Linked DNA regions of Homo sapiens: region 2 is linked to region 1. A link is an interaction called in ENCODE POLR2A ChIA-PET data of the cell type or tissue named here. Cell type or tissue: B cell. All regions are shown on one strand. Links, peaks and the distances in the headings refer to the core of each region. The heading gives the core; the rest is flanking DNA. Region 1 overlaps CREBRF (CREB3 regulatory factor). Region 2 holds the start of SNORA74B (small nucleolar RNA, H/ACA box 74B).

Region 1 (8,338 bases), core at 23-8,022:
TCAGTCTCCTGAGTAGCTGGGATTACAGGCATACACCACCATGCCTGGCTAATTATTTTTATTTTTAGTATAGATGGGGTTTCACTGTGTTGGCCAGGCTGGTCTGGAACACCTGGCCTCAAGTGATCCACCCATCTCGGCCTCCCAAAGTGCTGGGATTACAGATGTGAGCCACCGTGCCTGAGCCTCTTTTTTTTTTTTTTTTTTTTTTTTTTTTTGAGATGGAGTCTTGCTTGTTGCCCAGGCTGGAGTGCAGTGGTGCAATCACAGCTCACTGTAACCTCCGCCTCCCAGCTTCAAGCGATTTTCTTGCCTCAGCCTCCTGAGTAGCTGGGATTACAGGCACCTGCCACCAAGCCCAGCTAATTTTTATATTTTATTAGACATGGGGTTTCGTCATGTTGGCTAGGCTGGTCTTGAACTTCTGATCTGGGGTGATTCACCCGCCTCAGCCTCCCAAAGTACTGGGATTACAGGCACGAGCCACCGCGTCCGGCCTTCCTGGCTTCTTATGTGGATTTTAAATTGTGTTTTCAAGAAATTTGTTCATTTCACCCAAGTTGTTAAATTTGTTAGCACCATATTTTCTTATTATCCTTTTAATATCTGTAGATTCTAAAGTGATAACAACACCTTTTTCGTTACTGATATGAGTGATTGGTGTTGTCTCTTATTTTTCATGATGGATCTACCTGGGTAGGGGGTTGTCAGTGTTATTGATCATTTCAAGGAACCAGCTTTTGGCTTTGTTAATTTTCCTTATTGTATATTTTCTGTTACATACATTTCTGCTCTTTATTATTTCCCTCCTTTACTTACTTTGAGTTAACTTGCTTTTTTTTTTTTGAGTTGGAGTCTTGCTCTGTTGTCCAGGCTGGAGTGCAGTGGCGCAGTCTCGGCTCACTGCAAGCTCCGCCTCCTGAGTTCATGCTATTCTCCTGCCTCAGCCTCCTGAGTAGCTGGGACTACAGGCACCTGCCACCACGCCCAACTAATTTTTTGTATTTTTAGTAGAGACAGGGTTTCACCGTGTTAGCCAGGTTGGTCTCTATCTCCTGACCCCGTGATCCGCCCGCCTTGGCCTCCCAAAGTGCTGGGATTACAGGTGTGAGCCACCACGCCTGGCCTTAACTTGCTTTTTGTTCTGTTTTGTTTTAAAGCTTTTCAAGGTGGGGAAATCTGTTTTTAAAGCTTTTGTTTTTGAGGGACTTGGTTTGATTTATTTAATAAACATTTACTAAGGTCCTGTGATTCGATATAGCAGGCACTATCAGGTCTTAAAGCAATGAAGACAAGTAGGGCAAGTTGCTTACAGGTTAGTGGACATCGATGCATGTCTACAGTGTGTTGTCTTTTTTCCTTGCCATTTTTTTTAGTTGGAGATGGGGTCTCACTGTGGTACCTAGGCTGGAGCACAGCGGCTATTCACAGTCACCATCCTAGTGCAACTGCCTGCAACTCCTGGGCTAAAGCCATTCCCCTGCCTCAGCCTCCCAAGTAGCTGGGACTGCAGGTGCACACCACCACACCTGGCTACAGTGTGTTATCAAAAGTGCATACCCAGTAATCTTGAGGGTTTTGTTGTTGTTGTTGTTGTTTGCTGCTGTTGTTGTTGTTGTTTTTTGAGAGGGAGTCTTGCTCTGTTAGCCCAGGCTGGAGTGCAGTGGCAAGATCTTGGTTCACTGCAACCTCCACCTCCTGGGTTCAGGTAATTCTCCTGCCTCAGCCTCTGGAATAGCTGTGACTATAGGCACATGCCACCACACCTGGCTAATTTTCGTGGTTTTATTAGACACAGGGTTTCACCGTTTGGCCAGGCTGGTCTCGAACTCCTGACCTCATGCAGTCCACCTGCCTTGGTCTCCCAAAGTGTTGGGATTATAGGCGTGAGCCACTGCACCTGGCTAATCTTGAGATATTTTTAAAAAACAAGTGCCACATCATTTGAAATCAGTTTCTTTGTATAGGAGCTGCTTATAATCATTACTGCTTAATGCTTTCTTACACATTCTCCATTTCTTTTTTTTTTTGAGCATAGAATTTTTTTTATTTGTTGGTGTCATCTATTATTTCTTTTATTATTATTATTATTATTATTATTATTATTATTATTATTATTATACTTTAAGTTTTAGGGTACATGTGCACAATGTGCCAGTTAGTTACATATGTATACATGTGCCATGCTGGTGTGCTGCACCCATTAACTCGTCATTTAGCATTAGGTATATCTCCTAATGCTATCCCTCCCCCCTCCCCCCACCCCACAACAGTCCCCAGAGTGTGATGTTCCCCTTCCTGTGTCCATGTGTTCTCATTGTTCAATTCCCATCTATGAGTGAGAACATGCGGTGTTTGGTTTTTTGTCCTTGCGATAGTTTACTGAGAATGATGATTTCCAATTTCATCCATGTCCCTACAAAGGACATGAACTCATCATTTTTTATGGCTGCATAGTATTCCATGGTGTATATGTGCCACATTTTCTTAATCCAGTCCATTTCTTAATTATCTGTTATTACATAATTAAAAGGAAAGTCTTTCATGGTAGTGACATATTCCAAGTGTTTTGTTCTGTCTTACAGATAATTTATTGTTTGTAATCAACTCCATCAAGCAAGAGATTGTAAACCGGGTACAGAATCCAAGAGATGAGAGAGGACCCAACATGGGGCAGAAGCTTGAAATCCTCATTAAAGATACTCTCGGTAAGAAGAATGCGAGATAAATTCATAACAATTAATAATATGTGTAAGATGTATGATTTAAGGGGATATTAAAAGTTCTTTTAGTTTAAGGAAAAACTCAAGTGCTCTCATTGTAATTACTCTCCTTTATGAGTAGTTTTATCTTTTGAGATTTAGTGTTCATAAACATGTGTTGCAGGTGACCACAACTTGTAATTTAGACTTAATCATGAAACTATTTTAACATTTAAGAAAAACAAACTTCTAGCAACTTTAACCTTTCATGGAGGACAAAAGGTCCCAGAGCTGTCAAGCCTGCAGTTTGCACTTTAGTGTAGAGATTCTTACTTGTTTTACTCAGTAATGCATTTCACAGGATTCCCACAAACTTGGCTCTCTGGTTTCCCATCCCTGAACAGATTGCACAATGTGGGGAGGATCAGAGGGCAGGGATCTAGACGTCAGGCCAACTGAGAGCTGACAGGGAAGAGAGAGCTAGCTAGTATAGACATAGACATGAGAATCAGCTCAGCTGCTGTAGGAGAAAGTCACTGACAGACAGTAGCATCCAAGGCATCCAGCGTTATATGACCCACGAAAACCCCCAAAATTAAATATACACAATAAAAGGTCAAATGTTTTTCTTGAACAAAAGTATATTTATATTGAAAACAATCAGGTGAAGAGTAGACCCTAATCGCCAGTATTTTCCTCAGCAATCACTTACCTCCTGCTTCCATATGGATTAATTCTGTGCTTGACTTTTTCTTCAAATGGGTTGATGCTATTTTAATTTTTTATGTATTCTTTCATAGCATTTCTTTCTTTTCTTTCCTTTTATTTTTAAAAGCATTTTTATTCTTCCTTTATTAGCTACAGGGGGAAATTTAACATTACAAGAAAAAGTTATTTTTACCTTTTTATTTTTTAATATAAACATCTATATGTTTGGTAAGCTTATGTACTCCTTTACACTTGAAAGTCAGTTTTACCAGGTATAAAATCCTCAACTCGTATTTTCTTTCCTTGAGTATCTTGAATATGAGTCTCCATTTTCTTTTGGCATAAAGTGTTGCTATAGAAAAGCTAATACTGGCTGGGCTTGGTGGCTCATGCCTGTAATCCCAACACTTTGGGAGGCCAAGGCGGGCAGATCACTTGAGGTCAGGAGTTCGAGACCAGCCTGGCCAACATGGTAAAACCCTGTCTCTACTAAACATACAAAAATTAGCTGGGCGTGGTGGCAGGTGCCTGTAATCCCAGGTACTTGGGAGGCTGAGGCAGGAGAATCGCTTGAATGCAGGAGGGGTGGAGGTTACAGTGAGCCAAGATTAGACCACTGCACTCTAGCCTGGGTGACAGAGCAAAACTCTGTCTCAAAAAAAAAAAAAAAAAAAGAAAAAAGAAAAGCCAATATTGACTAATTATTTTTTCCTTATAAGTACTTTGCTGTTTTTGCTTAGGTGCCAAAAGGATTTTTTCTTTAAATACCAGTGATTTTGCTAAGTTATATCTTAGAGTTGGTCATTTTTAGTTGACATTTTTATGTTTATACTGTGTTCTTTCAATATGTACTTTCAAATGTTTTTAGTGTTTGATCTGTTCCCTTGCTTTGCTTTTCTTCTGTAGGGACTCTTATTATCTATAGATTGGCTCTTTTTGGCCCATCTTTAGTATTCGTCTGTCTTTCTTTTCTCTTTTCTTCTTCTTTCTTCCTTCTTCTTCTTTCTTCTTCTTCTTTTTTTTTTTTTTTTTGAGACAGTGTTTTGCTCTGTCACCCAGGCAGTAGTGCAGTGGCACAATCTTAGCTCACTGCAGCCTCCACCTCCCAGGTTCAGGTGATTCTCCTGCCTCAGCCTCCTGAGTAGCTGGGATTACAGGCACCCACCACCACACCTGGCTAATTTTTGTATTTTTTAGTAGAGGTGGGGTTTCACCATGTTGGCCAGGCTGGTCTCGAACTCCTGACTTCAAATGATCTTCCTGCCTTGTGTCACTTTTTCTTGAATCATTTTTATCTCTTCATTTTTAACATTATTTCTCCTTTTTACCTTCTGTTTCTCTTAAAGCATTATTTGCTGTCATTACTTGCTGATCTTAGGTTCCTTTTACTTTCAGGAATTTTCCCCTGTATTTCTAATTATTTTCTGAATTCTGTCACCTTATTTCTTAGTTATTCTATTTCTGATTTATGTTCTTTCATGTATCGTGCCATTTTCTTTAATGTCTTTTATTCTCTTTTTTCTTAGAAAAAGTTGTGGGATTCTGACCTTGATACTTCTCTGTTGTTCATATATGTGTGAAATTAGTTCCTCTGAACTTTTAAAAGAAGGTTTGGTTCAGAATAGCTTTTCTTTTTTCACAGAGTCTCCGCTTTTCAGTTAACATTTAAAAACATGGCATCCGGGCACGGTGGCTCACGCCTGTAATCCCAGCACTTTGGGAGGCCGAGGCAGGCAGATCACGAGGTCAGGAGATCGAGATCATCCTGGCTAACATGGTGAAACCCCGTCTCTACTAAAAATACAAAAAAAAAGCTGGGTGTGGTGGCACGCGCCGGTAGTCCCAGCTACTTGGGAGGCTGAGGCAGGAGAATTGCTTGAACCCAGGAGGCAGAGGTTACAGTGAGCCAAGATTGTGCCACTGCGCTCCCGCCTGGGCGACAGAGCGAGACTCCTTTTCAAAAAAACAAAACAAAACAAAAAAACATGGCACGCCAGGTTTGGTGGCTTTTTCCTGTAATCCCAGTCACTTGGAAGGCTGAGGCAGGAGGATCATGTGAGGTCAAGAGTTCTAGACCAGCCTGGGCAACATGGCAACCCATCTCTGAAACAAAAACAAAAAAATGGCACCTGTCTTTCTGAGATTTCTTGTTCTGCTTCCCTCCCTCATTTTATTTGGACCATCTCTGTTTCATATCTTTAGTTCCTTTCTTGCTCAATGTTAATTTCAACCCCAGGGTTTTTTGTTTTGTTTTGAGACAGAGTCTCACTCTGTCGCCCAGGCTGGAGTGCAGTGGCGTGATCTTGGCTCCCTGCAGCCTCTGCCTCCCAGGTTCAAGCGATTTTCCTGCCTCAGCCTCCCCAGTAGCTGGGATTACAGGTGCACACCACCACGCCCGGCTGATTTTTGTGTTTTTACTGGGGATGGGGTTTCACCATGTTGGCCAGGCTAGTATCAAACTCCTGACATCAAGTGATCTGCCCGCCTTGGCCTCCCAAAGTATTGGGATTACAGGCCTGAGCCACTGCACCTGGCCAGTTTTTTTTGTTTTATCACGGCTTGCTCCTGTCCTGCAAGAGTCCTGGCTGGTCCATTTTCAGAGTTCACAGAGGCTCAACTGTGGGCCCCTTCACTTCTGACTGTGGGCTCCTTGTACTCACCTTGTATTCAATATTGGGTTGGAGAAAATCCCTCACAGCGTTAGCTGCAGTTCTCAAGTTGACTCTGCTGTACTTGCCAGTGGGTAACCTATTCGCTATATGGAAATTTTTTTTTGTTCTCATGTCCATTACTTCCTTTTGGCCCATCCACATAAATATTGATAAATATTGATAATGCTGTTGCCATACATGTCTTAAAGCTTTTGGTAGTTTGTTCCTACCTTCTTGAATGTTCCTAGGGATACCTTATCACTTGTAAATGTTTTCCATGGGTTTATGGTTTTGCCATTTAGTTGCTCTGTTTTTATATGGGGAAATGAAGATTAAAAATCTATGTGGTGGCTGAGCACAGTGGCTCATGCCTGTAATCCCAACACTTTGGGAGGCTGAGGTGGGAGGATCGATTGAGGTCAGGAGCTCAAGACCAGCCTGAACCTGGAAGGTCAAGGCTTCAATGAGCAGGGTGATTGCACCACTGCACTCCAGCCTGGGCAACAGAGTGAGACCCTTTCTCAAAAACAACAATAACAACAACTATACAGCTGTCTTCCCAGAATTTGCCTCTGGACCAGTTTAAATGGGTTGGAGTTTCTTTTTCTTTTTTTTTTTTTTTTTTTTGAGACAGTCTCCCTCTGTCACCCAGGCTAGAGTGCAGTGGCACTATCTTGACTCACTGCAACCTCCGCCTCCTGGGTTCAAGTGGTTCTTATGCCTCAGCCTTCTGAGTAGCATGTTCCACCATGTGCAGCTAATTTTTGTATTTTTAATGGAGACGGGGTTTCACCACCTTGGCCAGGATGGTCTCAAAGTCCTGACCTCAAGTGATCTTCCCGCCTCAGCCTCTCAAAGTGCTATAGTCATGAGCCACTGAGCCTAGCTGAGTTTCTTTTTCTTTTCTTTTTTTTTTTTTTTTGAGATGGGGTCTCGCTGTGTCACCCAGGATAGAGTGCAGTTGCACGATCTCGGCTTACTGCAACCTCTGCCTCCCAGATTCAAGCGATTCTCCTGCCTCAGCCTCCCAAGTAGCTGGGACTACAGGCGCATGCCACCGCGCCCGGCTAATTTTTGTATTTTTAGTAGAGATGGGGTTTCACCATCTTGGCCAGGCTGGTCTCAAACTCCTAACCTCGTGATCCACCCACCTCAGCCTCCCAAAGTGCTGGGATTACAGGCGTGAGCCACTGCGCCTGGCCTGAGTTTATTTTTCTTAAAGGTAATTTCTCTGTCAGGTTACAAATTCTTCTGGAGTCATTTTTGATAATTTACGTATTCCTGAAAAATTACTTCCTCCTGGGCCTCAAATTTATTAAAAGTGAGCAAAGCATTTTTGTTTGATTTTTGATTTCTTCTATATCTGTTGTTACTGTTCCATTTTCATTTATTATTTTGTGTCTGTTCTCCCTTATTTCTTGATTCATTATAGGTTATTCTACTTTCTCCCCCCCAAAACCAGCTCTTAACTTACCAATTCTAATTTCTTGAGTTGTTAGATGCTTAATTTTTTTCTTTTTATTCTTTCTTGACCATTCATATAAATAACAGCCTTTGAATTTTCTTCTTAGAGCTACTTTAGCTGATTAAAATTCTGACATAAGTTCTGATTTGTCATTTTTATTGTTTTCTGAATACTTTGAAATTTTAGGTTTGATTTACTCTTTAACCCAAGAATTCTTTGAGAGAGATTTAAAATTTCCCCCAGCAGGTAGGGATTATTGTTTTCTAGTTTTATTACTGACCTCCAGTTTTTTGTGGATTTATTGAGATTTTCTTGGCTACCTAATATAAGATTACAATTTTTAATGTTCTGCGGGAGTTTTAAAAGAAGATGTATTTTCTGTTTTATAATAAGATTCCCACATATCGACTAGGTATTTTTAATAAAGTTTTTTCCTTTTTTTTTTTGGTGTGGCAGTCCATTTACTCTGTGTAGAACTGAGAAAAGTTCCCAGTAATGTATTTCAGTTTCATCTCATATTTTCTGTGTTTTTGCTTCTGAATGTCAGGATGTTTGAATAGTATTTATTAGTACTAAATCTGCATTATGAACTACAGTTTTTATCATCACGAAGTACACTTCTTGTCTGGTATTATCACGAATGCAGCTTTCTTATTATATTTGTTTGGTATTGTTTCTAATCTTATTATTTATATTTGTTTGGTATTCCTTTGTCTACTCTTTTATTTTCAATCCTTCTGAATCATTTTATTTTATTTTATTTTATTTATTTATTTTTGAGACGGAGTCTCGCTCTGTACCCCAGGCTGGAG
Region 2 (8,297 bases), core at 1-8,000, 110 kb before region 1:
CTGGGAGATCAAGGCTGCAATGAGCTGTGATTGCGCCACTCCAGTCCAGCCTGGGCAACAGAGCAAGACACTTGTGTTAAAAAAAAGAAAAAAAGGCACAGTCAACAAAAACTAAAATAGACAAATGGGACTATATTAAACTAAAAAGCTCTGCACAGCAAAAGAAACAATAGAATAAAGAGACAACTTGGCCGGGCGCGGTGGCTCACGCCTGTAATCCCAGCACTTTGGGAGGCCGAGGCGGGTGAATCACGAGGTCAGGAGATCGAGACCATCCTGGCTAACATGGTGAAACCCCGTCTCTACTAAAAATACAAAAAATTAACCAGGCGTAGTGGTGGGCGCCTGTAGTCCCAGCTACTCCGGAGGCTGAGGCAGGAGAATGGCGTGAACCCGGCAGGCGGAGCTTGCAGTGAGCTGAGATTGCGCCACTGCACTCCAGCCTGGGCGACAGAGCCAGACTCCATCTCAAAAAAAAAAAAAAAAAAAAGAGACAACTTGTTGAATGGGAGAAAATATTTGCAAACTACCCAACTGACAGGGGACTAAGATCCAGAATATATAAGGACCTCAAACAACTTAACAGTTAAACAAATAATCCTATTGAGAAATGGACAAAGGACATGACTAGATATTTCTCAAAAGAAGACATTACAAATGGCCAGCAGTGCTCAATATTATTAATCACTAGGGAAATGCAATTCAAAACTACAATGAGATATCATCTCACTCCAGTTAGAATGGCTATTACTAAAAAGCGAAAATATGGCCATGCATGGTGGCTCATGCCTATAATCCCAGCACTTTGGGAAGCCAAGGCAGGTGGATCATCTGAGATTAGGAGTTTGAGACCAGCCTGGCCAACCATGTTCAACATGGTGGAACCCCATCTCCACTAAGAATTAAAAAATTAGCTGGGTGTGGTGGTAGGTTGTAATCCCAGCTACTCCTGAGGCTGAGGCAGGAGAATCACTTCAACCCGGGAGGTAGAGGTTGCAGTGAGCCAAGATCGTGCCACTGCACTCCAGCCTGGGCCGTAAAGGGAGACTCCATCTTAAAAAAAAAAAAAAAAAAAAGCCAAAAAATAACAGATGCCAGCAAGGATGCAGAGAAAAGGAAACTTTTATACACTGTTAGTGAGAATGTAAATTAGTATAGAAAATGGTATGGAGTATAGAAACCAGTATAGAAAATGGTATGGAGATTTTTCAAAAAACTAAAAATAGAACTGCCATATGATCCAGCATTCCCGCTACTGGGTATTTATCCAGTGGTAGAGAAATCAGTATATATAAAAGGTATACCTGCACTCTCGCATGTTGATCGCAGTGCTGTTCACAGTAGCAGAGACAGAGAATCAATCTAAGTGTCTGTCAACAGATGAACGCATGCAGAAAATGTGTTATATGTACACTACGGAATAGTATTCAGCCATAAAAAAAGAATGAAATCATGTCATTTGCAGCATCATGGGAGGAACTAGAGGCCATTATCTTAAGTGAAATAAGCCAAGTGCAGAAAGACAAATATCACATGTTCTCACTTATATGTGGGAGCTAAAAAATTTGATGTCAAAGACATGAAGAGTAGAATGATAGATATGAGAGACTGGGAAGGAAGGAAAGTTGTGGGAATAAAGAGTAGCACAATGGGTACAAACATGTGGGGTACCCGTAAAATGGGCACAAACATTAAACAGAGGAAATAAGTTTCTTCTATGTTTGATTGCAAAATAGGGTGACTATACTCAGCAACAGTACTTTGTGTATTTCATACTAACGGGAAGCGAGGACTTGAAATGATACCAACACAGAGAAATGGTAAATACGAAGAAAAAACAGTTTCTAAATACTGACCTGACCAAGAAAGGGGTCTTCATTCTTTCTTCTGGATATTCTTTAGTGAAGGCACCAAAGGCTTGTGTTGAACTTAATCAGTGCTCAGTGGATGGATTCTCATTTTCTGAATTCTCAATTTAGATTTAGCTAAATTAATGCCTTCTGAAATGTTCTCAGTTAAAATATTCCAGAAGGTCACTTTTTGAAGTGGGAACAGTAATCTGATCTGATTCCTGGTCTAGGATCTACTACTACCTAATTAGCATTGTGACCATAGGCCAATCACTTAGACTCTCTCTGCCTGTTTCCTAGTACAAGAATTAAATGAAAGGTTATATGTGAAATTGTGATATTGTGAAATACAAATTTAGTCTTTGTTCCCATTTCCTGGTATACAACTCCTAAAATCCTTAGAATCTCCAAAGTGACATGTGTCTTTGTATGCTAATGAGTTGACTGATGATTGGCAGCCCCTTGGTAGCTCCAGGATGGGATCTAATCACGAACCAAGGAAGGATTAGAGGGTTGGGACTTTCAGCCCCACAGCCCAACCATAGGGGAAGGGGGAGGGGCTGAACCTTAAACTGATCACCAATGGCCCGTGATGTAATCAATCATGCCTACACAATGAAGCTTCCATAAAAACCCAAAAGGATTGGGTTCTGAGAGGTTCAGGAAAGCTGGAAGCTATTCCTGGAGGCTGGTGTTCCCAGGAAGAGCATGAGAACTTTGTGCCCCTTTCCATAGCTCACCCTGTCCATCCCTTCATCAGTATCTTGTGTAGTATCTTTTGTTAGTTTGTTTGAGACAGTCTCACTCTGTCATCCAGGCTAAAGTGCAGTGGTGCGACCTTGGCTCACTGCAACCTCTGCCTCCCAGGTTCAAGTGATTCTCCTGCCTCACCCTCCCAAGTAGCTGGGACTACAGATGTGTGCCACCATGCCCAGCTGATTTTTGTATTTTTAGTAGAGACGGGTTTCACCATGTTGGCCAGGCTGATCTCGAACTCCTGGGCTCAAGTGATCCACCCGCCTTGGCCTCCCAGTGTCGAGATTACAGGCGTGAGCCACCATGCCCAGATTGTAGTATCTTTTATAGTAAACCAGAAAACGTGTTTCCCTGAGCTCCGCGAGCTGCTCTAGTAGATTAATTGAACCTAAGAAAGGTTAGAGCCTCCCCGATTTATAGCCAGTTGGTCAGAAGCACAGGTAGAACAACCTGGGGCTTGCGATTGGCATCAGAAGTGAGGGGCGGTCTTGTGGAACCAAGCCCTCACCCTGTGAGATCTGATGCTGATGCTACCTCCAGGCAGATAATGTCAGGATTGAATTGGAGGACACCCAGCTGGAGTCCGCTGCAGAATTGATTGTGTGCTTGTTGGTGGGGAGAAATCCCCACACATTTGGCTGTAGAAGTCTCTTCTGTGTTGATTATTGTGGTGTGAAAGCAGAGGAAAAGGAGTCAATGTTTTTTCCACTCTCAGAAATAGCATCAGTATATTTTAAAAGTTCCCTGAGTGATTATAATTTGCAGCTGGGGAGGAGAACCACTCCGCTACAACATCCTACAAAGTGCTGGGAAGTGGTGTTTTCATTCTGTGCTATATTCTTGGTAACAAAAGGAGATAGGGGCTAGTTTAAATTCTAATGGATTTTTTTAGTATTTCTAGGCATTGGCCAGTTGTCTCAGTCTCTTACGAAAGTGTTTTTTCAGGCAGCTTGTATTGCCTGCCGGGATTGGGGAAGTCCTTGGTTAGTTTGGAATTTTCCATGACTCTTAGCTCTGCACCATTAGCGTCAACTGCAGTCACAGAGCTTTTCAGTGTGTCCGCCTGTGCTGTTCTCTTCCTTTTTTTATAATGTCAGATGGATGATGTTGAACCTCAACTACAAGTCTTAGTATTGTGTTTGTGTTTAATACCCTACTTCTAAGGATGGATCAGAAAATCTCATCTGAATGAACTTTTTGTTTATTAAGTGAGTCAGCTTGAACTATCTGTTTTGGCCTGCTTTCCTCAGGTGTCATGTTTCCTGTCACAAAATCACCTTTTGTTTCTGTGGGCACAAGCTTCTGATATGGTGCTGGCTAATTCTCCAGCAATCTCTCCATTGGTGATCAGAATCAGCCTTTTGATCCTCTGATTGGAAAAGCTCTAAAAATGACAGTAAATGAAAGAAAAAAGATCCACCCGGATAATGGCCTAGTTGGGGCTTGGCTAGTTCCCCGCTTATAGGGAAATTTAAAGTCCTGAAAGCGTGAAAGGAGACTGCTGTAGTGATATATCCACTTACCCTTAGAAAGTGATTCCCTGCTGGGCGTGGTGGCTCACCCCTGTAATCCCAGCACTTTGGGAGGCCGAGGTGGGCGGATCACGTGAGATCAGGAGTGCGAGACCAGCCTTGCCAACATGGTGAAACCCCATCTTTACTAAAAATACAAAAATTAGCCGAGTGTGGTGGCAGGCGCCTGTAATCCCAACTACTCGGGAGGCTGAGGCGGGAGAATCGCTTGAACCCGGGAGGCAGAGGTTGCAGTGAGCCGAGATCGTGCCATCGCACTCCAGCCTGGGTGACGAGAGTGAGACTTCGTCTAAAAAAAAAAAAAAAAAAGCGATTCCTGGCCGGCTGCAGTGGCTCACGCCTGTAATCCCAGCACTTTGGGAGGCCAAGGTGGGCGGATCACAAGGTCAGGAGTTCGACACCAGCCTGGCCAACATAGTGAAACCTCTTCTCTACTAAAAATACAAAAATTAGCTGGGGATGGTGGCGCGTGCCTGTAATTCCAGCTACTCAGGAGGCTGAAGCAGGAGAATTGCTTGAACCCAGGAAGTGGAGGTTGTGGTGAGCTGAGATCGTGCCACTGCACTCCAGCCTGGACAACAGAACGAGACTCCTTCTCAAAAAAAAAAAAAAAAAAAAGAAAAGAAAAGAAAGGGATTCCCTAGATCCCAATGTACCATGCAGAAAGGATAGCAGTATGTTACCAAATTTCACTCTCCCAGATTGGTAGTTGGAGGTTGGTTGGGCTTGTTTACCTTAACCCTGCCCTCCTCCCCACACCACTGCCCACCAATGAAAGAAATTCAAATTCATACACAGTTGACCTTTGAATAACGTGGAAGTTAGAGGTTCCGATCCCCTGCACAGTTGAAAATCCATTTATAACTTTTGAATCCCCCCAGATTTAATTACTAATAGCCTACTGTTGATCAGGAGCTTTACCAATAACATAAACAGTCAATTAACACATAATTTGTATACGTATTATATCCCGTGTTCCTATAATAAAGGAAGGTAGAGAAAAGAAAATGTTAAGAAAATCATAAGGAAGAGAAAATATGTTTACTATTATATTAAGTGGAAGTGGATGAGCATAAAGGTCTTCATCCTTGTTGTCTTCACACTGAGTAGGCTGAGGAGGAGGAAGAAGAGGGCTTGGTCCTGCTGTCTCAGGTGTGGTAGAGGCAGAAGAGGTGGAGGAGGTGGAAAGGGAGGTGGAGGCAGGACAGGCAGGCATATGAGCAGGCCCAGGCATCCAAGTCGACCTGCATGGTTCAAACCCATGTTCAATGGTCAGCTGGATTTTGAGTAGGAACTAAAGGCAGTGTGTATTCTGCTTCATTCCCCTGTCTGTCTTCCTCCTTCCCTGACCACCCTGTCGAAATAATGCCCCGTCAAGCCACTCTCTATTCCTTCTCCTTGCTTGACTTCCTTCATAACAGTTATCACCTGACATTCTATTATGTAAGCTCTGTGAGGATAGTGACATTTCATTTTTCGCCATTGTATTTCTGAGGCCTAGAACTTAGTAGGTGCTCATTAAATATTTCTTTAGTAAGTGAAGAATGGTTTGAATACTCAGACATTTGCATATTTTTTTGTTGTTTGCTTTTGTCTGAGCTAAGTGATTCTCAAAACTTTATTTGGCATATGAATTACCGTATCATATATAAGACCCTTTATACAGAACTTTGTGAGCTATATAAGAAAATTTTAAAGATAAATCTATGCTATTTTTCTTTTCTTTTTTTAGAGACAGGGTCTCACTCTGTTGCCCAGGCTGGAGTGCAGTGATGTAACTATAGCACTGCAGCCTTGAACTCCCAGGCTCAAGGGATGCTCCCACCTCAGCCTCCTGGGTAGCTGTGGCTACAAGTGCAAGTCAGCAAACACAGTGAATTTTTAAAATTTTTTTATAGAGACGGGTTCTCACTGTGTTGCCCAGACTGGTCATCAACTCCTGGCTTCGAGTGATCCTTATCCTCCCAAAGTGCGGGATTATAGGCATGAGCCACCGCACCCAACCTGTTTTTCACTTTTAACCCTGAAGTCGGCTGGGCGAGGTGGCTCACGTCTGTAATCCCAGCACTTTGGGAGGCCGAGGCGGGCACATCACGAGGTCAGGAGATGGAGACCATCCTGGCTAACACGGTGAAAACCCATCTCTACTAAAAATACAAAAAATGAGCTGGGCGTGGTGGCGGGCGCCTGTAGTCCCAGCTACTCGGGAGGCTGAGGCAGGAGAATGGGTGAACTCGGGAGGCGGAGCTTGCAGCAAGCCGAGATTGCACCACTGCAGTCTGGACTGGGCGAAAGAGCGAGACTCCATCTCAAAAAAAAAAAAACCCTGAAGTAAGATGTGACACCATTTTACTTCCTTTATAGTTTAGTCTGTAATACAGAGGAATACCTCATTATTTAGATTCTGAAGTAAACTGGGGAGAAGGTAAATGCCCATTCTGTTAAGTTCCACAGTAGGATGTGTTACATATTTTGGTGGTGATGGGGATTAGAAAAGGGGACCTTACATGTTATAGTCTAATAGGAAGATGATAAGCTACAATCAAACCTTGCCTGTACCAGTAAAAATGGGTGTGTCATGTAGGTTGTGGGTCTTAACATTTGGAGAATGGATAAAATAAGACACATTTTCCCTGAGGTTGGAAGTTGTGATGATGATAAATTGAGATTAAGTGAAAACGCTTTGAAGCGAAGATATCATGAATTCAGGAAATCTTGGATACTTGGAAAGATAATCAGGTAATGAGAGAAAAGTCAGAGACTTACTGTGACAAAGCCTCACTGCTTTGTGATATGTCTCAAGATGAAGGCAGGCTACGTCCTGGGAAACATTTTGTTATCAGACATGCTGCTGTTAACACAATGTATATGGAAAGTTTGGTGTGAATGCAGTAGATTTAAGTTTTGCTAGTGTACTTTTTCCATGCTAATTGAAAATGGTCATGTTCCAACATGATTTCACCGCTTCGTTGTTTCTCTCCCATCCTTCTTTTAGTTGGCTGATTGCAATTCTGGCCCAACTCAACCCTCTCTTTGGACCGCAATTGAAAAATGAAACCATCTGGTATCTGAAGTATCATTGGCCTTGAGGAAGAAGACATGCTCTACAGTGCTCAGTCTTTGAGGTGACTATGCTTGTGACCTTTCTTATCAGTATGGTCAGGCAGTCAGAGTTTGCCTTGACTTTTTCTCACATTTTATGGCCATTTTAACACGTGGCAAGGGCAAGCTGCTGAATGCAAACACGATCTGAAGAGCAGAAATAAAATTGGAACTTAAGCCTTAGCTTACCTAAATCTCATTAAGATTCTTTTTAGATTCTGCTATCACCCTGCCTTTTTAAATAAATACAGTTTAATTTACAAAATTAAGCTTGCATGCACTCTTTCAGACGCAGATCAAAAAAGTAACTGTTTATACTTGGCATTGTGAGATCCAGCAACTTTAAAAAGTGGCTGGCAGATTTAAAATTGAGCAGGTTTCTTTCCAGCAGTAGTCAGCCATCCGGACAGAACCGTTCCTGTGATGGTGTTACACTGCTGGGAGAGGAATGTCTTGTCTTCATCCGGTTGCCTGCGCCACTGTTCTGGTGGCGTCTGGCACTGGTGCAAGACAGAGCTGTGCTTCCCCGAGAGTGTGCTAAGCATTCACTTTGGCTGCTTAGTTCTAGTCTGGGAGCAGACAGAGAAAACAAAATTAAGGTTTTTGAATGCTTTGGATGGAGAAAGGTGCCTGCGTCCGTTTGTTTTGTGTTGCTATAAAGGAATACATGAGACTGGGTAATTTATATTTGGCTCGCAGTTCTGCAGGCTGTATAAACATGACACCCGTATCTGTTTGGCTTCTGGTGAGGCCTCAGGAGGTTTTTACTTATGGCAGAAAGCAAAAGGGGGGCAGCCGTGTCATATGGCCAGAGAGGGAGCAAGAGAGAGAGAAGGAGGTGCCAGGCTCCTTTAAACAAGCAGCTCTTGTGTGCACTAACAACTACTTCACTCGTTACTATGGGGAGGTATATTAGCCCATTTTCACGCTGCTGATAAAGACATACCCAAGACTGGGTAATTTATAAAGAAAGAGAGGTTTAATGGACTCACAGTTCCTCGTGGCTGGGGAGGCCTCACAATAATGGCGGAGGATGAAAGGCAGTTCTTACATGGTA

The links. Peaks named below come from ENCODE experiments on the same cell type or tissue, not always from the same donor. Only the 100,000 strongest peaks of a DNase experiment are listed, where the experiment ranks them.
Region 2: POLR2A ChIA-PET joins it to region 1 with 16 read pairs; 5 of 35 experiments call an interaction of 5 or more read pairs at or near these places.

What each region holds. Positions count from the first base shown.
Region 1 is chr5:173,120,495-173,128,832 of GRCh38, forward strand. CREBRF (CREB3 regulatory factor) reads left to right here. Exons shown (of 9, transcript NM_153607.3): 8 at 2,586-2,708. Among named protein-coding and RNA genes, the nearest start is that of BNIP1, 20 kb to the right of the region's middle. RefSeq lists an enhancer at 8,287-8,338. In B cell, for the core only: no CTCF peak of the experiment used is centred there; no DNase peak of the experiment used is centred there; H3K27ac peaks cover 370 bases.
Region 2 is chr5:173,013,105-173,021,401 of GRCh38, forward strand. ATP6V0E1 (ATPase H+ transporting V0 subunit e1) reads left to right here. Exons shown (of 4, transcript NM_003945.4): 3 at 7,134-7,263. The coding sequence ends at 7,227. SNORA74B (small nucleolar RNA, H/ACA box 74B) reads left to right here and starts at 7,622; the gene lies at 7,622-7,825. RefSeq lists an enhancer at 4,347-4,890 and a silencer at 7,122-7,416. In B cell, for the core only: no CTCF peak of the experiment used is centred there; no DNase peak of the experiment used is centred there; H3K27ac peaks cover 3,069 bases.